3 separate regions of the Homo sapiens genome follow, and all the other regions are linked to region 3. A link is a loop called in an ENCODE intact Hi-C map of the cell type or tissue named here. Cell type or tissue: heart right ventricle. All regions are shown on one strand. Region 1 overlaps AOPEP (aminopeptidase O (putative)). Region 2 overlaps FANCC (FA complementation group C). Region 3 overlaps AOPEP (aminopeptidase O (putative)).

Region 1 (8,000 bases), 240 kb after region 3:
GAAGAAGGACTATTTCTGTTTAGATTTGCTTAACCGCATTTTCACTTTCTTGGGAACCCCTGATGGAGTTCAAGGTCATAGAAGAGAAGAAATCAGACACTGCTACAGGACTCTTGCTCTTGGTTCAGATTATTCAATGGGAGGGGAGAAGAGAGTAGTCGCAAGTGATTGTTGTAGATTTTGTCTCAGCTTTTTGTTTTTCTTTGTATCAAACCTGTTTTGAGATCATACACTGTTACAGAGAAAGAGAGGAGGCATATTATAAACGTGTGGACTTCAGTGTTATTCCTTCTCTTCAAAATGATGTTCCAGGTGTCTAGAGGGTGAGGTATGTCATTTACATGAAGGTTAAGAATAAAACAGAAAGTGCCTCTATGGTATTCTTAGTGGGGTTTTTTTCCTCTGAAAAACTGTTGCCAGCATATTTGGGAATACATCCTTATATTATTATTTTTGAGATGGGGTCTCTGTCGCCAGGCTGGAGTGCAATGGTGCGATCTTGGTTCACTGCAACCTCCACCTCTTGGGTTCAAGCGATTCTCCTGCCTCAGCCTCCTGGGTAGCTGGGACTACGGGTGCCCGCCACCATGCCTGGCTAATTTTTTTTGTATTTTTAGTAGAGATGGGGTTTCACCGTGTTAGCCAGGATGGCCTCGATTTCCTGACCTCATGATCCGCCCGCCTTGGCCTCCCAAAGTGCTGGGATTACGGGCGTAAGCCACCGCGTCTGGCCTATTTTGTTTTTTTTTAAAGACAGTTCATTATTGTCTATCTTAATATGTTAGAAATCACTCAAAATAAAGCAGCTGTTTTAACAATAGCTCAGTAGAAATAGTTTGTTGAGAGTGTTTTACTTCCCAAGAAGTTTTTTGATGTAGTTTTCTTAGCAGGAAAAATGTTTGTCTGTTGTGGATGGAAACATTTCCCCCCTTGCCCAGAACATGTGTGGTTTCCATTAACTTATTTTTCCATAGAACTTTGGCCATGGCTGTAGCTGATGCTGTGGGTCACCTGTGCTATTAGGGTTAAATTGAGATCTTAAGGTACCTTTCTCCCCGCTGTAGTCCGGAATGACATGGGTTTGTGATCAGACAAACTGATTGAAATCCCACCTTTTTGCCCCTCACCGGCTTTTTCACGCTGGACCGACTCGCTTCTCTAAGTCTCAGTTTCCTCATCTGCAAAACAGACTTCACGGGAAAACATTTTGCACAGAGCTGCCCCTGCATCATGGGTCACAGACAGTAGTAATTAATGTTACTGGGGAATGGGCTTTTCCAGTACTGTTTTCAGACTTAAAGTCATTTGTTATCTGTGGTGTGTTATGGGAACAGAAGATGTTCCTGAGAGCTGATAGGAGAGACCAGGAAGTGTAGCTGCAGGAAGAATGACGATGAGGGCACGTTTGGAACATCAGCGTGGCGGATGTGGGCCAGCTGAAGTGTCCCCAGCATTAAGACTGGGAAAGCAGCCCAGTCACTTCTCTAGTGGGTCCCAGCCACAGGTGCAGAGGACGCCTGCCTCCCAGGCAGACCCAGGAAGCTGCCCCATGGGGCCACTCTGCCCTAGTCAAATACTGCCTCAGGTTCAGTTGGAAGTTTCCAGTCGGCTCCTCCAAAGGGAGTTTTAGTTGAAGTCACTAGAGCTGTTTTATTGATTTTGGTTGAGGTCTTTGTGAGCTCAATTTACAAAAAGTCTGGTTATCCACAAAAAAATGCTTGCTGGTGTCCTGAGCAACTGAAGAATTCCAGAAACCTTTCAACAACAAGTGTTGAGATCTCCCCTGACCCCCGCCTCCCAGCAACTACAGAGGTCTGAGTTTGCAGTAACTATTATTCTTGTGTGGAATTGGCTCTGGATCGTTAATAAGTTTCCCTGAGCGCTGACTAACAGAAACCCACTTAGTCACAGAAGAAATGGGTCCAGTGTTTGTCCCAGCTATGAGTAATGGGTTATGCATGATTTAAAAAGGCTTCTCAGAAAGGCCTTGCTTATGTAGTCAAGGATCAATATTTTTGAAAAGAAGTTTTTATAGGTAAGCCATAACATTACTTGATAATCAGACATCATTTTCAAGTAGTTAAAAGGGTCATTGGATAAAGCTCAGTGGACCGACACTGGCTTCCTAATTGCTAAGGGCTGAAACTCCACATGCCCTGTAAATTATGAGCATGCTTGAATTTTTTATGGGAAAAGAAATTATGGTTTTATGTCGGATAATTTTCATGTCAAATGTTAGATCAGCCAGCCGGCTCTATCATCCAGGCAGGTTGTTGTTTTTCCCCACCTGATCCCTGCTTTTCCTTGAGAAGTTTATTTTAAATGGAGAGTCAGGAATGAGAGAGAACGTAGGATAGGAATGAATCATGAGAAAAATGCCACCAGTTGTTTTCCATAGTCCGTGTCCTTGTTGGAATATCCTTACCTTTGTCAACAGAGAGTAGCAGTTCATCCACAAGCTCGTGAGCAGCCACTGGCAGCACTGCCTCCATGAGGCCTCGGGAGCATTCTCATTGTTTTCTCCAGGCTGTGCTGTTCTTCCCCTCAGCCTTGAGAGTGACCAGGGATCTCCTAGGCCTAGGGAAACGCCACCTGGTCATTGGCCAGAGCCGTTTCTAGATATGGTATCTGACCCCTGTGTGAGTACCGACTGCCCAAGAGCTGGCAGTAGTTTTGTACTCTGAGCCTGAGCGTGTGGCCCCACGTTCCATGAGGCCTTTGGCCGGTTTGTTTGCCAGAGTGTCTCTGAGAGGAGGGAGAATGTTGGTATGGAGAATAATTTTATTGCTTTCTTCTCAAAATAAAGGAAATACTCAAGGGAATGGTGGGAGGGGAGGGGATAAATATAGCGTTTCCGATTTCCTGCTTCCTCTACTCTTCCACAGCATTTCACTTTTCATACGGTTAGATTTTCATCCTATCGACTTCAGCTAAAAATAATTCCAACCATTTCTATCAGATTGGCCCTCTTATCATACTTGTTATTATTTTGCTTTCCTATTCAAAACCTTTTTTTCCCCTTAGGCCAATGAACTGTTTTACTTTATTAGCTTCATATTTATTTATTTGTTATTGATGGATAATAGGTATACATAGTTTTAGGGTACATGTGATTTAGTACCATCATATAATTTATAAAAATCAAATCATTATATTTGGGATCTCAATCAACTTAAATATTTGTCTTTTCTTTATGCTAGAACCATTCTCAATAGCTTTTCTACAGGGAATAAAAGATGGTCTACAGTGCTCACCTGCTGCACCTGGTGCATGTGTCATGGTCTTATGGCTGGGGCAGTCTTGGTGTCCTGGCTTTTGGATGGTCAGAAATTCTGGCTTGTCCTTGTTCTTCCTTCTCCCGTGATCCATTTTCCCAGCAGAGGCCATTACATATGCTGGTGTCCCCCTACTCCTTCCAGCCTTCTGTTAACAGATACTGTCAGCCCACAGCCACTGCAGACGTGGCCCATTGCTACTTCCTTGTCCACAGCAACAGTGCTGGATACGGCTCAGTGCCTTGTCAGACAGACAAGAGTTGTTGATGAGTCTGCAAAGCAGAGCTGGTAGGTTAGCTGCCAGAGCTGACCCCACTGAGCAAAGCAGTGAGTTTAGTAGGTACTTGGCAAAAGTTAATTCATCAGGAGTTGGGAGAAAAGGTGCAAGAAAGGTCGTCTTAGATTATTGGGCATGGGCTGCCTGCTTACCACATTGGTATTTTCGTTTTGTATAATTATTAAGTTGATAGTGATTTTAACAAATAAAACATAACTTTGAAGTTTGGGAGGTAAGTGACTTGTGTAAGGTTTTAGGTTACATGAGCTAAAGATAAGAATTTCTGTAGTGTCATTTCCTAATTGTTCAGAGTGCCCATTATGCTTAGCCTAGGTGTCTTGCTTGGGTTAGCCCATTCTAAAAGTCGTGTGTTCCTAGGGCAGTGGTCATGATCATCACTGGACTCTGCCAGTTCCCAGGCCCCAGCACTGCCTCCGCCGGCAGCAAGCAGTAATAAGTAAGCTCCGAGTGGTTAAGCCTAATAGGGCTGTGACCCAGTTTGAACTCCGTAATGAGGAAAGAGCAGATTTATTTGCTCCCCTGCATGCGTCCCTCCCCCGTGTTCCTTTATTATCTTTAGAGGAAATTGAATAGCAAAATTCTGCATTCTCATAATGCTAATGGACTGATGTCATCTTTTCCACTCTGAAGTCAAGAAAGTAAGAGAAAACCGGAATATAGATTTAACACTTCATAGCTACCCAGGGCTTCAGCACAGGTTCTTTCTGTGTATATATATGTTTTTAACAACTTTAAGGCGTAATTTACGTGCCATAAACAATTCACTGATTTTAAGTAAGTTAGCTAAGTTGTGCAACCATCACCACAATCTAGTTTTAAAACATTTCCATCATCCCAGAGAAACCCCTGGCATCCATCACTAATCACTGCCTATTTCCCCCTCTCCTCATCCCTAGGCAACCTGTAAATCTACTTCTTGTTTCTGTAGATTTGCAGTTTCTGGACATTTCATATCAGTGGAATCATATAATACATGGTCTTACGTGTTTGTTTTCTTTCACTTAGCATAACGTATTGAGGTGCATGCATGTCGCAGTGTGTATCGCTGTGTTCCCTTTATTCCTGGACAGTATTCCATTTTATGGTTACACCACATTTTATCTGTCTGTTCACCAGTTGATGCACATTTGGGTTATTTCCAGTTTAGGGCTGTAGTAATGCTGCAGTAAGTACAGATGAGTTGTTAAATGAACATATGCTTTTACCTCTCTCCGATAGATGACCTAGGAGTCACGTAAGTTGAGTAAATTTATATGAGCAGTTGAGTAAATGGAGTGATTTAAGAAGCCTAGATTGTTTTCCAAAGTGGCTATACCACATTACCTTCCCACCAGTGATGAACAAGGGTCCCAGTTTCTCCACATCTTTGCCATGAGCTATAAGGAATATAACCTTAACTGTTGACTTGTTTTATATTCTTAGGTACAGAAGAAAGCTAGGAACTATTTTAAGGTATTTACAGTTTTTCAAGCATTGTTAACACATGTTAATTAAAACTGTAGGGTGGGAGTGGTGGCTCACGCTTGTAATCCCAGTACTTTGGGAGCTGAGGCGGGTGGATCGCTTGAACCTAGGAGTTCGAGACCAGCCTGGGCAACATGGCGAAACCCCATCTCTATAAAAAAATACAAAAGTTAGCTGGATACGGTGGCATGCACCTGTGGTTCCAGCTACTTGGGAGGCTGAGGTGGGAGGATCGCTTGAGCCCAGGAGTTCAAGGCTGCAGTGAGCTGTGACCACACCACTATACCCCAGTGTGGGTGACAGAGCCAGAGTGAGACCCTGTCTCAAAAAATAATAAAATAAAATAGAATAATAAAATAAATAAACTTGTAGTCTTTGATGCCTATCCTCCCTACTCTCTAGGTTCTACCACCAGTCATGCATGCAACAGTTAAACACATTCCATTTAATTATGTTTTTTTCTTGTGGACTTGATATAAAGTATTGAGTTGATGTGTGTATGTGATATTGTCTAAATTAAATTTACTTTGAGGAGTGATGTTTTTGGTATTTTGAATTCTTTTTTTTAGTTCTGTTACTCAAACCAATGTTTGTCAGTTTGTATTTCTGATTATACACATTGTTTTAATATAGAAAAGACACACATGTGTCTGTAGAGCCATGTTTTGGGGTGCTTTAAATAATTAAATAGTGAAGTTCTAGGTGTTAGAATTTGGTAGCTTTTAAGGATTCTTTATTAAAAATGCAACTAGCAGTATCTGTATGAATCTAGGCTATCTCCAAAAGCCTTGCAAAAGTTGTGCAGGAAACTTTATCACATCATTAGAACATGGCAGGGGTTACTACGTTTTCAAGTCCAAATGACCAGAGTTTCTCATTATTTTTGCTTATTCTAGAATTTGCAGGTATTTTTAATTTTGGCAGTGAGCAAATCAAGTGAACCTATTTTTCTAAATAAGTCGTATCATCAGTCATGACAGAGCATTCCGGTGAAATAACCCTCTCGTCGTGGGTGAAGTTCAGGACCACCCTTTGGGTCTCAGCAGAATCATGAGCCTCAGAACACTCATTGCAGGCCTGTTTATCTTTCAAATTTGTGCTTGTCCAAATATTCTGAAGCGGGGCATGCAGTCTGTCAAGAGGAAAAGATGAGAGGCATTCCAGTTCACACCTAGCACCCAGGTGCCCAGTGCCAGAAGTTCATGGGAGGAAAATAGTGACAGAGATGATTTTCTTAGGGTCTGATATCTGAATAAACAACCTCAACTGAACACAATTTACATCAATTATTTTGGCCTCCAGAGGCACTTTTGTCATGTGGTGGCAGTTTGTTATAAAGGAACGGTTCTCATAGGGCAGAATCACCCTCGTGGGAGTGATGTGGGTGCTTTGTGATCGGGGTGCTTTGGCCGTGGGTGTATGGAGTCCAGGCGCACTATGCCTGTGGTGCACAGTGCATTCCAGCAGACTGGAGAATTACGTCACTACCCACACAGCCTTCAGGTGCCAGCTGGAGAGCTGTACAGGTGAAAAACTGGTGTCTAATATTTGGGCTTAGAAATTCTTTTATGTACACAGTTTTAATATTGACTCAGGTTTCTGGGAATGAGTCTGAAGGGTAAATCTGGGAAGATTGTATTTTGTTGAATTTTTCCAAGAGTTACTTGCCATTTCAGAAAATCTCTTTTGCAGTGAGAATGCATTTGTGATGTTTGAGTGACCACCTGCCACAGCTGCTTCAGTTTGCATTAACAGCTGTGTGTTAGTGGGGATTCTCCAGGCAGCCCATTGCTTCACTGTTGTATTTAATTGGGTACTCAGGCATCAGCTTGTAAATATTGACGTCCATATTAATGCTTTATAACTCACTTTTCCTTTAATTCTGCTTTCTATTATAGATAGAGCATTGTATTAGAATTTCCCTGCCCAATTGTGTATATTATTTGTGTTAGGTTATCCAAGAATTCCGCGAGAGCCATTGGCCCCAGATGTCCGCAGTGTTTTGGTCCATATTACTGAGATACTAGCCTAGTGTGTCTGGAAGGCAGCGCCAGCTGGTGAGGAACGCACATGGGGCAGAGTTTCCAGGTAGCTGTGTGGGCAGGTGCTGTGTGGCATTGAGCTGTCCTCGTTTGCTGAAAACTGATTCTCTCAGGGGCTTGCCTGGGACTCCCTAGGATGTGGTCCTCTATACTTGCTGCCGTGACCAACATGAAATCTCCTGTCACCGTGCACTCTCTTGGGGAAACTGGGGGTGCCAGAAGACCAGCCACACATTTCTGAGAAGAGGTGAGGGTGAGAGGCAATCAGGCTGGCAGGCCTCAGGTGGACATTACTGAATTCCTTATGGGCATTGTGTAGATGCATACATTAAATCATTCTACCAGTCTGAATTTTCCTGGCCTTTGTCCTTTTGTCTGCGTGTGTTACTGATGAGCCATGCCCTGTAAACCGGTGTGGCCCCTTCCAAAGCCTGTGTTTTCTCAGTAGGGTAAAGTTACTCGAGATCCTCAAGTGTAAGTGCTGTTTCTTTTTTGTGTGCTGCGTGTCACCCTCCTGGGCCCTCACACCTGCCATCCATTCAGTGCCATGCCAGTCACTCCTTCACCCCCAGAATTTGAGAGACGCCATGTGTTAGCAGCTCCTGTTTCAGCACTGATTGGAGTTTCTAAGTTTTCCAGTATTTGTTGTCCTTCTTTCATTTGTTATTTATATTTTGGGCATTTCAGTGTTTTGTAAGCATCTTCTCCAGCAGCTTATCAGGGGCATGGTGAGAATTTAAAAAGGAAAGTTACTCAAGGGAAGGAGGTTGAAATTCATTTCAATTTAATTTATAATAACCAAATCTGTTAATATGAAATCCAGGTGATAGTCTGGCCTCTCTTTCGTAGTGCTTGTCCTGGGAGATGGGTGGCATTACTGATGGTGTGCCCAGCACTCCTAAGTAGGGAGGCCCCCTGGGA
Region 2 (8,000 bases), 350 kb after region 3:
GAGGGGGAGATGGTTTTGGGATGAAACGGTTGCTCCTCAGATCATCAGAGGACAACCCGATTCCAGGCATGCGCAGTCAGGATGGGGCTCTGGTTCCGTGGGAAGCGAAGCGCGGGGCTCTGACAGGGGCAGGTGCGGGCGGGAAGGCTAGGGGCTCCTCTCCGCTGTGCGCCCAGGGGGCGGGGACCCCTGCTTCACAGCAGCATTCACATGTTAGTGGATCAGGCGCTATTGGAAATTCAAGTCAGAGTGCATTTGATATGACTAGCTTTGGGAAACACTGTTCACAGGCCCCCGTCGGCAAGAAAAAAGGAGGCGCTCTGCTCCGGCCGTGCCCTGGATCACACTGAGGCAGGACCGCGCCTCCTCGCGGCCTCCCCGATGACATTGAGCCCGCGCCATCTAGCGTCCACTGGTCAGCACTGCTGGACCCGCCGGGCTCCAGGCAGGAGCTCTGCCACTTTTTCAGGACAGGATAAATCTCCTTTTAATTATTTCAAGATTTCTAATTTGCAAGTTAAAATGTCCTACTCTTTAAATAATCTATGCTCCCTCATCCTTCACTGATGTGCATTTTTATCTAAAAGGAACCAACTTGATATTCTTACAGATAAATTCATTATCTATGCAAGAAAATAATTTGGCAGGACCACCGTTCAAGAGAGGAGAGGCAGGTTATTTCGTGGCTTCGAACTTAGGCATGTCAGTTAATCTCCTGATGCCCAGTCTCACTGTAAATAATAAAAGTTATTAAGAGGTCACCGGATATAAGCACGGAAAATATAAAAGTTTCTATGTATTCATAATGAAAAAATAAAACAAGGGAAAAGCAACCGTATGTCTTGAAGAAATGTGATTCATCTAAGTTTGCCAGAGCAATTTTCAAAGTTTGTACAACAACATGCCTATTGAATAAGAGTGTTTAAGATCAAATAGCACTGTTATGTGCCCACAGGCAGACAGATAAGAGCTTGGAAATGCGTTGATAGAAAGTAAGATGAAACTTGAAAATGGTAAAATTAAATTTCTTTTTTCTAAATGGTCAAACTATCCCAGAGCCATTCTATAGGTTTGATGCTAGTAGAGAATCATTCAATACTAATTATAGGGATTTCCAAACAGCAAAGAAAATGATGATCAGATGTAGATTAGGGCTACTATGAAAACCACTGGGGGAGCAAGGAAGACAGCTCTTACTCAGTTTGTTAGAAGAGAGTGAGAGCTTAGATCTGCTCCTCTTCTGTGCGCTGTTTTCTAGCAAAATCGCTCAATCCAATGTTTTAAATGCCTGCTGGCTGTGTGGAATCTGCTTGTTCTTCCCCATACAGATGGACTCTCCTCTTAGATTTCTTTCTTTCCAAATATTTCAGACCCTTGGCTACTCTCAGCCTGCTTCCACAACCCATTTTAGCTTTTAAAACAGGTAAGAGGCCAGGAGGCAGGGGAACCTGCAGAAACAGCAACGGCAGAGATTTTGATTTGAAAACCAGTCTCCTTTTTTTTTTTTTTGAGACAGGGTCTCATTCTGTTGCCAGGCTGGAGTGCAGTGGTGATCTTGGCTCACTGCAACCTCCAACTCCTGGGTTCAAAAGATTCTCCTGCCTTAGCCTCCTGAGTAGCTGGGATTACAGGCACGTGCCACCACACCTGGCTAATTTTTGTATTTTTAGTAGAGATGGGGTTTCACCGTGTTGGCCAGGATGGTCTCGATCTCCTGACCTCACTGAAAAAAAAGAAAACCAGTCTCCCTTGCTACCCCTACAGCTGTGAACTGCTCCTTCTCATCTGCACCCCTCACCGATGGCTTTTAAAATGACACTCTTTATACTTTTTGAGCACATAATTTCAGGGTCAGTGAGTCCCCTCATGAGGACTAGAGTACTACAGGTCAGGCATATGTCCCAGCGACATCAAATCACAAAAGCAATCTTAAGCTGCTTTTCTTATCAAGATAATCTTCCAAATAGAATTAAGGTTTTAATACACGCTTCTTTGGAAGCCGTATCTTCCCCCCTAAATCTCTGTAGCATCTTCATGAGTGATGACGCAGGCATCTAACCTCTGATCCTGTTTTATTTGTAAGGTGGGGCACTCCGGTAACACACCAGAGGTCACGCTGCAAGCCAGGGCTCTGAAGCCCCATGACTGCGGCCATTATCTTTTCTATAAAAGCGGGGAAATAAAATAAACCTTTTGTGGTTTCCATCTGTTTGTTTTTCTCCATCCTACCAAAATCTGTTCCTTCTCAAGCTCTCTCTTCTCCATCTGGCCTAACAATTTCCACAGGCAGATCATTTCAACTCGAGGGGAGCTATGTCAGCAGGAGGTCTTCAATAACATGAGTCTTGTCCTTCCCTCCTTATCTCCCCCCTCAGGCTTTTCACTGAATGCCCAGGATGACTAGGGAGCGAAGATGGAGAGCTCTGGGTTCTGCCCTCCCTCTTGTATAGACCCGATTGTTCTGCTGGGTGTGCATCCCCTTGGGCTAACAAGAGCTTTCCCTCTGATCTCCCCTCATGGCTACCCAGAATTGCATTGTTTATCTCCCCTCCACCTAGAAAGAAAGCCCATCTTCATCCCTCAAAACACAAGGGAAGACAAAGTCAACATGGAATCAACACACAATAACCATGGTCTCAGTGCCTGTTTTGGAAGAGAGGCAAGGGAGAGGCCAACTTGTCACTCTGCACCATGAACTGTGCAAATTACACAGGCTCTTGTGCCCGGTCCTTGATGTTTACTTAAGCTGTTATTTTCATACCAACTCACCAATGATTATTACAAGCCACTTGCCACTTGAAAGAGGCCTGAGAACAAGAAGAACAGAATTCTCAGGAAGAAGCATTTCTTTCTGTCATTTGCTGATTCTGTGTGTGTGTGTGTGTGAGAGAGAGAGAGAGAGAGAGAGAATAGGGAAAAGGAGAGGGACAGAAAACAAACCAAAAAGGGAAATTATACTATGATTTAAGGTAACTCACAGACAAAAGCAAATCCCTTTTAGAAAAAATAAAAAGGCAGTGAAGGAACAGAAAAAATTATCAAGTGCTTTCCATCTATCACCTTTCATAGATATATTCGCCTTAAAAATAAAGAAGGAAATAGCAGATGACAGAGAAGCTGAAGTTCATTAAGCCTGGAATAGATTCTTTCCTGGTATTTTCATGTACTTGCATGTAGCTTAAATATTTACTTAGGAAATGGGTCATTTAAAGAATCAGCTGATGGGCAGCTTCCCCTCCAGTTTACCCAGCAGCCGGACAATCCCGTCCCACCGTGTAGCTGTTTCCGAGCCACTGTTCTCTCCACAGTGGGAAGCCCTTGTTGTTAATATGTGCATATTCACTACAAAATACCTTTCTTCTTAAAAAGAAGATTCTCCATAAGAGTCATTTCACCAGTGAACTCCTCTATTGAAGTGAAAAATGATTTGGCTTGAGAAAAACCTATTTATACAAAACCTTCACATCTATCATGTACAATGAGGCACCTTTATAAATATGTATTTTTTATTATGCCATTTGCTTCTTTTCTATTTTCAAAATACTAAACATAAGACTCTAAATATCCCTTTTACATTTTCAGATCTATTTTGTTTTAAAACATTCAGGTTCCTTTTAACAAATTTGAGCTCGGAAAAATTATTCTTTCTTTTTAATCTTTACCAGATGTTGTTTATACACAAACAATTTTTTCAGTACTCCATAATGCAATTATTGTTTAATTAGTGATAAATCTGTCATTCCTGGGCTTAAGAACTTAACAAGTACCAAATGTACTTTTGCGTCTTAAATTTACATGTGCTCTTCTCTGTGTTTGGACACAGAGGATCCCCAGCACCCCCTCCCCTGCCTGAAGTCCTTCTAGCCTTGCCCAGTGGCCTCTATCCAATTAGCCCGGGTAGCCCAAGCTGGAAGAAAGCTCCTCAGCCCCCTGCTGCTTCACAGCTCAGCCTGAGTGGCAATGACCCCTACGTCCACCCCTGCTTTGTTTTTGGGTTTTTCCCTCTCTCCCTTCATCTCTGGCCACAAGGTCTGCATCCCCAACTGCAATTCCATTGCAAGGAAACTCGCAACGTGGGCCTCTTTCTTCACAGAGACTATGCTGGAGGATCTGGTGCCCCCCTGAGGCTAATTCTGGAAAGTGCAACTCCAGTCCAAGATGCAGAACCTCCCAGCTTTTAGCCATACACATCAGCCAGCACTACTGGACTACTGCTAAATTATCTACTTCAGCTCTTGTTCAATTACATGCACCACATTAAAGAGCTCAAAAGGAAGTGCCGAAAAGACTGAAAAAGCAGGAAAAGAAAACCCTGGCATGTTAGTGAAAAGCTACTTAAGCACAGCAAACTGACAATATCACCCAGGATGTAGAGTGAACTCTTCAGCACAATATTTTACCAAGGAGGAGCTGCATACTGGGAGTCTGTGTAAAGGAAGTTTCTTTTTCTTTCTGAAGTGCTACAATTGCTACCTGGAGAATGAGGGAAAAAAACACAACCTATCCCATATTGAGGAGGATACTGAGGTATCTAGATGCTTTTTATTCTTAAGTTCTTATTAGATAAAGTAATCTTTTGAATTAAGCCATAAAGATTTTTAGGTAGGAGAGAAAATGAAGCATATTCTGATATCAAATCTTAGCAGAAACAACTCTGCCTCCTGGGCGCCTCCTCTGCTCCTTTCTTTTGGGGACAAGTCTGCCTGGGAAGGTGAGGCTAGCTCCTCTGGACCCAGCTGCGGGCGGGCTCTGCCAGCAAATGGGAGGGCATGAGAATCGGGTACCTTCCGGCCCTGGCATGCAGCTTGCCAGCCAAGCACAGTGCCACCCTGACACCCTGCAGACACTTTTCATTCCAATGTGGAATCCAAAGAATAGCTTTCTGGGCTCCACAAACAAAATTGTAACTGGAAAACATAACATCCTTCTAATTTGGGGCCAGCCTTGGGAAACCGAACAATGCCAAGAAGGCTGCATAATTAACAAGTGGCTTTCACTGCTGTCGGTGACATCGGTTTTTAAGGTCAGGTCTGAAGCTATGGATTATGGTCTTCCCGTGCCCATGCTGTCAAGGAAAACACAAGACCATCTGCTTTTGAAAAGTTTCAGTCTGTACAGTAAATGACAATCTAGGGCTAATACCTCACTTGATGTAGGAGCTACCAACCGTGGCAGACAGCATGACTCGACAGCAGTCCAGTCCACCGCACGGAAGCCAAAGGGGAAGCCTCAAAAGTGAACGGGTTTTGAAAACTTTTCTTTTATTTTAGATGTTAAATACATACATAGTCATTTGGAACTCAGGTAATAAGAGACTAATCCCTCATTATTCATGGTCTTAATGGAAAATATCAGACCTGCGAGTCCAAGAGGCCAAAGAACATTTGGGAAGGTCATTTCACTTTGTACAACCTGTACCACACTTTTATCTTTTGTTTTTGTTACATTTTGGTAACTATAGAATTTCCAGGACTCATTCTGCATAGTCCCAAGAGAGAGAAATATAATTAACAGTGCTCTATATAAAACACAAGTTATGTAGACCATCACACTTTAATTACTCTCAGAATCCAACTCTAATGTAATAGGCATCAGGTTTCCTCTGGAGCACAGCGCAGCAGTCTCGTGCTATCTGAGTCTTAGAGATCTCTCTGATACTTCTGTACAGTCCTGTCACTGCACCAAGATACTGCACTGCGATAAATGAATCAGATGATGCAATTAGGAAGCAGGCTCTTCAGGTTACCCCTGCAATCACTTAGCCACGTCACAGGCCTATTGCGGCCTGCCTGGCTTTCTGGCACTGCAGGCCCAGGATGCTGAGGAGAACAGCCCACACCAATCAGGGGCTTCCAGCCATCGTCTGTATTGTAATTACGTCCTTGAACCATGAGGCACAGAGAGGTCACATCCTGCCAATGCCACAATAAATTAAACCAAATAACACCCTCTAGAATCCCCCTTTAGCCATAATGGAAGCTCTGAATTTCTGCACACATGATCCCGATAAAAGCTTTTGTAAGTCAACTGACTTCAAAGCTGTGTGACTCGTGGGAGATTACTGTAAACTACAAACTGGAGACTGAGCATTATACAGTTATGTGCAATGGGACGGCCTGCGTTCTCTGTCTTGCATCTGCTGTGCTCACCACAGTGCTGCTCAGGCATGAGGGCCACAGGCAAAAAGGACATGGAGAAGGTTCAGGGAAGAATCCAAGGATTAAGGAAAGGCTGGAAAAAAGGCAATGGGACTAGAATTTTTCAATAGGGAGAAGACTTAAGGAAAATGTCATAAGCACCCTGGAAGCAAGCATATAGCCCAGTTACTATCATTTTGCCACTGAAAAGGGACCAGAGAAACTGAAATCCTAGTATGCACATGTAAGTTAGTAATAGATTTAGCAGACAATAAAGGTAATTTATGACCTTGAATCACCAGGAATGGGCTGTCAGAGGGCTTCTGAAAGTCATGATTTATTTTGAATTGTACTGCAACCATTTTAAAATAAGGTGCATTCCTATTTCTTGCCTTAATATATGACTCTTCCGGATGGTAAGGTTAGGTAGTAATTATCCTTAAGAAATCTGTTTGGGCTCTCTCAGTCTTAATATACACGTCTTCCTTTCTCTTCTATCGTGGTAAACTTTCAAGTCAGGTGGGATCCGTGTGTGCAGCCTGAGGTACAGGTGAGAGCAGCGTGGCTGTCAGCACCTGCAACCCTATGCACATCGCCCTGGGAGGCCAAGGGGAAGGGTGAAAGGGGCCATGAAACAAGGGGAGAAACGGGATCGCGGAGGAAGGCAACTGATTCCATTAGGATTCCCTTAGACAGTCTCCAACTAGAAAGAGAAAGAAAGAACACAGAAGTCCCAACTGAACTAAACAAGTTGAAGGCCTCTAGGAGGTAGGGGTTCTATGAGCTCAGGAAAAGTGGGCACAGCCAACCTCAGGGACTTCCTCAGTCTCAGCTCAAGGGCGAGGGTGAACACTCCCTCCTTCCCAGTGTCCCGGCCACTAACTAAAGACCGGACCGTTCACTGTGGCTCTTGGAACTCACTTTCTCCACTTGCAGGAAGCAGGAAGAAGTGGAAGGCAATCTCTGTGCCACATCCCTGCAGATTACGAAAGCTAAAGGGAAAAAGGGCAGAGTTCACTGGAGCTCCTGGAAGACAGAGGCTGCGGGACCATGGCACCTGCAGGTTTCTGAATCATTTTTTCAGGGTGCCTTGGTCTTTATTCCTGTCCTTACAAAATGTGCTCCAATCCCACAGAGCTGCCTCCCACAAAGGAATATGACTGGCGAGTCAGTGGTGGCGAGGGCCACTGAGAGCCCAGGGTGCCAGACACTGGGCCAGGAGGTGGATGTCCACGTGGGCTGGAGTCCCCAGCTGCACAGTCCTGAGCGGGAAGGGAGCCAGGCGCCACCGCGCAGGGGAGGGTGAAGGCAGGTGGCCTCACACCAAAAGAAAACTTACAGAAGTCTTAGCTGGTTCTGCTGCTTTAACCATTTTTCTGGGGTTTTGTGTCTCTTATTTCATCTTTCCTCTAGTGAAGAGCTACAAGTTTATTTTTTGAATGTTTTTAATTGATTCTTCCTCTTACCCATATGTTCATTTCCAAAAACTTATTTTCCATGCTGAAATAAGAAATACTGTTTTTAAAAAGTCTGTTGTGCAAATGTCAATTCTTGTGAACATGTGATATACGGCATATCAATCAAGTAAACCTCAGATCTCTCCCTGCATGCTCCAAGGATGCAGAAAAGCCCCCTATGTTAGTGATTTCAAAAATAAAATGTAAATACACGATTATATATAAAGGTTCCAATTGCTCTTTTGTTTACATCCCCCCCTTTCATTCTCTGACTAAAAGAAATGATTCCAAGCATCTCCTTCAAGGATTTTTCCCTTCATCAAAACCCAGTACGTACCAGCGATGAATCTTTTATAAAGCATTCGATCCTTCTCAGACAATTTCTCTCACTGGAGATTAGCTTTTC
Region 3 (8,000 bases):
ATGAACTCTGTGTTCTTACAACTCTTACACATCCGTAAAGCCAAAATAAAATTATAAATGAAATGCAGATCAAACTAGCAAATCAATAAAATTCAAATTTATAATTTATAATTTGAATTTTATATTGATATAAATATATAAATATAAATTGAATATAAATATTAATATTTTGCTGAGATGAAATTGCCCCTTACAATATGAATATGGTGCTGACGGCTCCATGCAGTTTCTTTTGAGACTGAACACCTGTTCTACCCTGAGCCACAAAATAATCCAGTTCTCCACCACTTGTCTTTCATCTCCCTGTAAACTTTTGTTTACACAGCATGCTGTGATATCGTTTGGCCTTTACTCAGCCAAAAGCATCATCCTTATGTTCTTTTCTCATTATCTCTTGATAATTATCGCAGTCCTACACGTCCCCATGCAATCATATACACTAATACAGATGGGAACTCTGAAATCATTTGGCAGTACTCACATCTGGATGATTTTAGGGGTCAGAAAACTATGGCCTGCTGGCTAAATCTAGTCCACTGCCTGTTTTTGTAAATAAAGTTTTATTGGATCATGGCCATTGTCTTTGACTGCCTTCATGTTACAACAGCAGAGTTGAGTATTGGCAACAAGGTCCTGCAAAGCCTAAAATATTTGTTACCTGGTCTTTTACAGAAAAAAGTTTTCTGACCTCTGTCATATTCATCTGTCTGTCTGTTGTTGTGTATCTATTTGAAGATTATTATCAAAAAATTGAGAATTAACTTTAAATATGAAAAACTTTTATAACCCCAGGAATATATCTGTGGACCTTTTTTTTTCCCCAAATTCCAGTTGAGGACAGAGTAATAAAATAGATGCTTATTGAGATTTACTTACGTTCACACCACTTACACCTTATATGATATCACAGAACAATCTTTGCCAGTTCAAGCTGAGGGAGAATTAAGCTAGACAAGATAAAAGAACTCTATGCTTAATACTGCAATTCCTCCCACAGACAGGGTTTATCAGAGGACAATCAGGAAACAGTACTAATAAAGCTGTTTGCCAGAACCAAAATGGCTGTTCTGAGGATGGAATAATGTCTACAAATGTATCTGCACTCCTTAGAGAAAGGGGATGTGGATACAAGATGATGCTATTTCCTTTCTAAGTCATGTTTTCTCGATTGGCAGATTGGTCTCATAGGACCTCTACTCTGTTGTGCAGAATGCCCTTTAAAACGATGAGCTATCTTTGAAAACATGACTGGCAAAGCGCGACCCAGCAAGTCACAGTTTCCATCACAGTGACACATAGGCCTGATTAGCACATTTCCCGGGCACCAGCTGATTTTTCCACAGAAGCAAGGCACCTGGGAGCAGATAACAGCAACAGAAATGACAGCAGCCCTTGGGCAGGGAACAGAAATCAGAAGACAGATCTCTGGGTCCTTGCTTCATAAGGGAAATCATTTCTCCTAACTGTTTTTAAAATGAAGGGTAATGGTTTGGATGTAGGGTGATGACCATTGTAAGAATTCTATTAGCTGAGCAGTTGTTATTCTTTTTTTTTTTTTAAAGAAGGCTAAGACAAGGCCATAGATTTAGATTAACTTGCTTGGCTCTTTTATTATTCTCCTTTATTATTAAACTTCCTCAGCATAATGTGATTTGGGCAGACAGAGATGTTATCCTGTGGCTTATTGTTGGCCTATATTCTCTACCAAAATATAGCTAAACTATTGAGCGCAGAGACCCAATGCCTAATACAGTGCCTTGTATAGAATAAGTGCCCAATATGCATTTGTGGAATAAATGTGTTCTTTATAATCAGGCAGAAGTAGTATGTTCATGGAAGAAACATTTAAAACTACTAGTGATAGTAACAAAATCGACTTCAGGGTCATTTCTTTTGCTTTTGTTGCTTAATTACAGTTTATGCCTTTTTTCCAGCCTCAATAAATTTTAAAAAGAATTGGTTTAGTACATTATTATTTTCTTCTAGTAATTTTTTGTTTAGTTTTTTTTTTTTTTAATTAATTAATTTTTTTGAGACAGAGTCTCATTCTGTCGCCCAGGCTGGAGTGCAGTGGCACGATCTCCGCTCACTGCAAGCTCTGCCTCCCAGGTTTACGCCATTCTCCTGCCTCAGCCTCCCGAGTAGCTGGGACTACAGGCACCCGCCACCACGCCTGGCTAATTTTTTGTATTTTTAGCAGAGACGGGGTTTCACCGTGTTAGCCAGGATGGTCTCTATCTCGTGATCTTGTGATCCGCCCGCCTTGGCCTCCCAAAGTGCTGGGATTATAGGCGTGAAAGTTTTATTTTTATAGAGTCTAATTTAGTATATCCCTGCTTCCTAGAAAAATAAAATACTCTGAGGGCTGGGTGCCATGGCTCACACCTGTAATCCCAGCACTTTGGGAGGCCGAGGCGGGCGGATCACGAGGTCAGGAGATCGAGACCATCCTGCCTAACACAGTGAAATGCCGTCTCTACTAAAAATACAAAAAAAATTAGCCGGGCGTGGTGGCAGGCGCGTGTAATCCCAGCTACTTGGGCTGAGGCAGGAGAATTGCTTGAACCCGGGAGGCGGAGGTTGCAGTGAGCCAAGATCGTGCCACTGCACTCCAGCCTGGGCGACAGAGTGAGACTCCGTCTCAAAAAAAAAAGAAACAAAAAAAGAAAAAGAAAATACTCTGCTTCTGTTTTTTGTGGGAAGCCTCAAGTAAATGAAGAAGACTGCCTAATGGAAGCTCCTTCCAGATGAAGGAGAAAAAGCATATGAACAAGTGAAAGGTGTTAAAAACTACATGTGCCCTTGCATAGGATCTGATTTCATTTTTTAGTGCAAAAGTAAGACTGTAGACATTACTTCATTCTGGGCAAAATGCTACTCTCTGGCCTGCCCAATAGACTAGCTCTCTGACATTCTCTTTCTTTTGACTTTGTGTGGGAAATTCCAGGAAAAAGCCAAGATCTGAGAGTCCAGACCCTCCTGTGTGCAACTGAAAGCCAACTTTTCAAATGAGCAGTACTATTTAGACTGCTCCCATAGTATGCAACCAGGAATTACGTATGAGGAAATGGTAAATTAAGAGGCATTTAGGAATGGTTATGATTAAGTATTTTCCTCACAAAGAAAGAATGCAAAGTAGAGAAAGCTCCTTGTTTCTAGAACTAGGGAAACTTTATTCCACGCCAGTACACATACATTCCTATGTTTTTAAGGGTAAACGTATTAATCTTTTCCCATTAGAAAGATGCCGGTGAGCCAGTAATTTCTAAATCTGTGTCAGTTAATTCTTTTGTTTTGTGATTTGTTGTTGACTAGTTCTTGCTTACCCTCCTGGCACTGCGCTTACTGTACACGACATATGTGAAAGTCATCATGGTTTCTTTCAGACATTGATGATTCTGGCAGGCATGTATATACCAGTTCTCATTGCTGTGGATTTTTGTCTTGGACTTGACATTCATGAATGTTCCATGTGAGTAAAGCACTCAAGTTTACCTGTGACCACCTGGAGCAGTATGATTTGGTGTCCAGTTAGCTGATCCAGCTTAAGGGGAACTGGGTCACCTGCATTGAAGGTCAGAGTGGCCGGTGAGACTTGAATAACAAGCCTGGTGGGGCATATTCCTTTAGGTATCCCGTTAGCCAACAAGGAAAACCTATAGAGGCGCTTGTGTTCAGCAGATGGCGCTCTTTTACCTAGTTCACAAGAATGATCTTGAAGGTCATTCTCTCTTGCCTCTCCTGTGCCTGAGGCGGTACCATGTTGCAGGCAAGGAAAACCGAAGCCTTGCTGGGTAGCATCAGTGCTTGCAAAGTGGTGGCCTGACCTGGCACATTGCCCTGGTTAGGCAATGCTGGTGCCCAGGGCGTCTTACTGTCTCGTTTGTTCTGGTGCCAGTTACAACCCTTGAGCAACTGCGGAGAAGAACTAACAAGAGACAGTCACGCTATGGGTATTCACGAGGGTGGCACTCACTTAGAAAACTGGAAGGTGTAGACGCGGCATCTGCAAAGTCCTGACAGAAAGCTAGTTTGCTGAAAGACCCAAGCAGTGGAGAAGGAGGCCAGGAGGGGAAGAGCAGCCAAAATGGGGAGCTCTCTCTCCTTTTCGTGAATGTATTATATTTATTGTACAGATGTATGTATATTATATATTTAAAATATATGATATATACATTCTCTATAGTATGTCTGTATACACTTATAAGTGTACATGTTTCTGAATATACATATTCCTGTAAACATTGTTAGGCATCTTTAATTTGTGATACAAAGATGTTCCAAAGTAATCATAACATATATAATAGTTTGGATAGGAATTGCTGAAATAAGGAATTGTGGTTAGAGAAAGAAACAATTTTGAGGTAGCAAAGTAGCAGGGGCTACTGAAGGATTGAGGAAAGAAAGATTATATGTTAAATAAAAGCACGTATCAATTTGATATTTCCGAATGCTTCATGCTGTTTGTCTAACCTATAGTGGAGAGGTTGAAAAAGTAAAATGGATGGTTTTCATAGGAAGAATTTAAGTGCCTGTTTTAATTTGCAGTGAAAACAATAACTCTTTAATATGAGAAGTTCCATGAGATGCTTAACTTGGCAGAGCTATGATCTAACTTAGCCTCTGCACAAGCAGAGTGGTTATGTGTGTGTGGTTATAGCTGTGCTTTTAATTATATTAAGTGAGTTTATCCAAGACTCACCTACTAATAGGACACTGACTTTTCATAAATTTCTTATTTAATTTACTATTGGTAGGCATGACTGATGTGTAAAAATGACTACCGTATCTTGATTTTTCTTCTCTTAAAATTTTTTATGAAAAATGATTATCTCAGCTAAGTTTCTCACAGGTTTAGTATAAAAAGTTCTCTCTCCTCTCATGAACTGACTACTCCTTCATGTTCTTCCTTTTTCCCTCTTCACTGAGAATTATTCTTCCTCCTGTGGAAAATAGAATCTTCAAAACTATTCACAGGACAGTTTTTAGAAGTCATTGAAAAAATAATTAAGATAACTGTTTTAACACTCTTTAGTTATGATACTTATTTTCAAAATTAAATTTTATTTATTTTTATTTTTATTTTGGAGATGGAGTTTCACTCTGTCGCCCAGGCTGGAGTACAGTGGTGCAATCTTGGCCCACTGCAACCTCTGCCTCTTGGGTTCAAGTGATTCTCCTGCTTCAGCCTCCTGAGTAGCTAGGATTACAGGTGCCCACCACCACGCCTGGCTAATTTTTGTATTTTTAGTAGAGTCAGGGTTTCACCCATGTTGGCCAGGCTGGTCTTGAACTCTGGACCTCAGGTGATCCTCTCGCCTTGGCCTCCCAAAGTGCTGGGATTACCGGCGTGAGTCACTGTGCCTGGCCCAGAACTATATTTTATTTTATTTTATTTTATTTTGAGACGGAGTTTAGCTCTTGTTGCCCAGGCTGAAGTGCAATGGCACGATCTCAGCACACTGCAAACTCCGCCTCCCGGGGTTCAAGTGATTCTCCAGCCTCAGCCTCCTGAGTAGCTGGGATTACAGGCATGTGCCACTATGCCCGGCTAATTTTGTAGTTTTAGTAGAGATGAGGTTTCCGCTATGTTGGCCAGGCTGGTCTCAAACTCCCGATCTCAGGTGATCCACCCGCCTCGGCCTCCCAAAGTGCTGGGATTATAGGCGTGAGCCACTGCGCCCGGCCCAAAAACTAAATTTTAAACTGCCTCTTGTGATTTGAAAATTGATCCATTTCAAGTTCTGTTATAGCTGCAAAAAGCACAGTCATCTAAGGAAAATTTCAGTCCTGTTGTGGAGATGAAAATGTCTATTTGGGTCTTGTAACAGCTGTTATTGTCAATACGTCATACGATACATGTATCTTACTAGTGAGACAACTGAAGTATGAGAGTTTTTCCCCCTAAATACAGTCCAATAGGAGAAAGTGATGTAGGGGCGTTAGAGAACTCTGGTCTCTTTCTGAGGAGGTCAGAAGTCCAGCTTTACAGAATCTGCCCAGAAAGAAGGGCAAGCTGGGTGGCGGCTTGTGCCTGAAGTTAAGGAGTGCTGTTTCCTCTGCATCCCTTCCTACCAACCCTCTCTGTTAGTCTTGCTAATGAATCCCGACCTGGCTGTGAAATCATCCAGTGGTGTGAGGGGTTTCTGGCCTCTGCAGAGGAAAAACTCTGGGTTAATTCAAGTACAGTGTGTTCTCTTTGTTTTGCAGCTGGTGTAGCAAAGGGAGTCTAGTGCAAGTGGATTGAATCAAAAGGAAAATGAAGGCATTCACTGTCTGTTTCATCAAGGATGGCTCATTTAAAGTAAACACCATTTAAATAGTCTCCAAATGGCCCATTCTATATGAAGTCATACAGGATGCCCCCTTTAGGCTGTCATTCTCCTTTAAATGGATCGCTTTGTGTGGACTGTGTTTTAATGCCATTCAACCTTGAACTCCATATGTGGGCCTCATCAGGTCGCGGTTTTCAGTACACATGTGGCAGCCATACCTTCAGCATTCTTTGCCTTTGCCTTCAGAAAATTAGCCTGAGTGAGCATCAAGGGTAGACAGCTGTAAAGATGAGAGCTTGCAGATGAAGACTACAACAACAACAGATGATGACAGCACCTAATGTTTCTTGAACACTTACTTTGTGCCAATTATTATGCCTAGTGATCACTCTATAGATTATCTAATTTAATCCTAACTTAATCCTCACAGCAAGATACTATGATAATTCTCTTGTTATACATGAGGAAACTGATGCATTAGAGAAATTAAGTGATGTGCCCAAACTGGTAAATGCAGAGCAGGGAATTGAACCCTAGCTGTCAGATTCCAGAGGTGGAACTCAATGAATGGACATATCCAAAAGCAATAAACTCTCATTAATTCTCTTGCAAGGTAGGCTTATTCCAAACAATAGACAATCCTGAAATTATTTATCTTTGTTTTGGGAATGCATGCTCTGCTTTCTGGGGCAGTATTTCCACCTTATTCTTTGCAATTTTTGTAGGCTGATTGGAAGATAAGGTTAGGTGTTGTTCCCTGTGGCAGTGGGCAGTCTTCATGTAAGATTGGGCTCATTGGAATAATCCATGAAGAGACAACTCAAAAGAGACTTTTCTATCAAATGAGGATACTAGAAACATCCTCATAGCAGGGAACTAATGAAAATCTTCTCCAGAGCACTAGCAGCGCTCCATGATCTCAGCGCTGGCTCCAGCATTCAACCAGGATCCAGGCAAGAAGCCCAGGGCCAGACTCTAGTGAGAAGCTTCTGAGAAGAGTTTGACAAGGAATTGGGTTTCTGGCTGGTTCTTATTTGGCCCAGCCAATTGATCTGCCCCGATTTGACTGTCACTTGGTAGCCAAGAAACCTTTTTGCTTTTAAAAGCTTGAAGTCTGAAACAGTTGATTCCAAATGAGCTCTACTAAGTAGAGGAACTTTAGGAATCTAAGAAAATAAAAAAAAACTTGCGCGCTGTATAGGAGGAAATCATCTTGAGCACTTAAAGTATGAATTTGTGTGATATTTAAAAACCAATTATTTTATTTCCATTATTGAACTTCAGAGAAGACTGTGAGGAAACAATGACAGTTTTAACATATTTTTATTGGACTCACCTCAGGTTCTGTTACCACTATTGCTATCTCACTCTCAAACTCTGGGTCATTTACGGTTTCTGACTTTTTAATTGCTAATCTCCATTTCTCTCCCCTGCCACATCCTGCTGTGACTTCCGGTGTCTTCCCCATGTCACCTTGAGAGTGCAGACATGCTGATGAAGGTGCTGGGTTGTGATGGGATTGGGCGCTCTACGTGGATTTCTATTGACCTTGTGCAGGGATCTAACAAATACCTCTACTCCATTAGCAGTGTTTTCTCTTGGAAGTAAGTTTCAGTTTCTGCTGTTTCCACAAGTATCATCTTGCCCATGGACTACGTGGATGGTACAAGAACCAGACAGGCAGCAAGAAAATCAGGTCAAAAATTCAACGCAAATGTAGGGAGA

The links. Hi-C counts contacts between places; a loop is a spot of excess contacts. Peaks named below come from ENCODE experiments on the same cell type or tissue, not always from the same donor. Only the 100,000 strongest peaks of a DNase experiment are listed, where the experiment ranks them.
Region 1: a loop joins it to region 3, with 4 times the contacts of the local background. A loop is called at or near these places in 19 of 110 quality-filtered maps.
Region 2: it touches region 3 in a loop (6-fold over the local background); 95 of 110 quality-filtered maps call a loop at or near these places.

What each region holds. Positions count from the first base shown.
Region 1 is chr9:95,021,906-95,029,905 of GRCh38, forward strand. All of the region lies in intron 13 of AOPEP (aminopeptidase O (putative)), which reads left to right. Among named protein-coding and RNA genes, the nearest start is that of MIR6081, 39 kb to the right of the region's middle. RefSeq lists an enhancer at 1,374-2,573 and a silencer at 6,982-7,132. In heart right ventricle, CTCF peaks have their summits at 2,490, 2,695 and 3,993; DNase peaks (open chromatin) are centred at 1,460, 2,563 and 4,015; H3K4me3 peaks cover 1,861 bases; H3K27ac peaks cover 8,000 bases.
Region 2 is chr9:95,127,415-95,135,414 of GRCh38, forward strand. FANCC (FA complementation group C) reads right to left here. Exons shown (of 15, transcript NM_000136.3): 8 at 7,932-8,000. It also overlaps a transcript of AOPEP not described here. Among named protein-coding and RNA genes, the nearest start is that of MIR3074, 45 kb to the left of the region's middle. RefSeq lists silencers at 2,513-2,807, 3,953-4,247 and an enhancer at 4,767-5,269. In heart right ventricle, CTCF peaks have their summits at 406 (motif pointing left), 620 and 4,122 (motif pointing left); DNase peaks (open chromatin) are centred at 377 and 4,107; H3K4me3 peaks cover 671 bases.
Region 3 is chr9:94,779,547-94,787,546 of GRCh38, forward strand. The region is part of intron 3 of AOPEP (aminopeptidase O (putative)); the gene reads left to right. Among named protein-coding and RNA genes, the nearest start is that of MIR2278, 26 kb to the right of the region's middle. In heart right ventricle, a CTCF peak has its summit at 3,681 (motif pointing right); DNase peaks (open chromatin) are centred at 1,315 and 3,685; H3K27ac peaks cover 4,561 bases.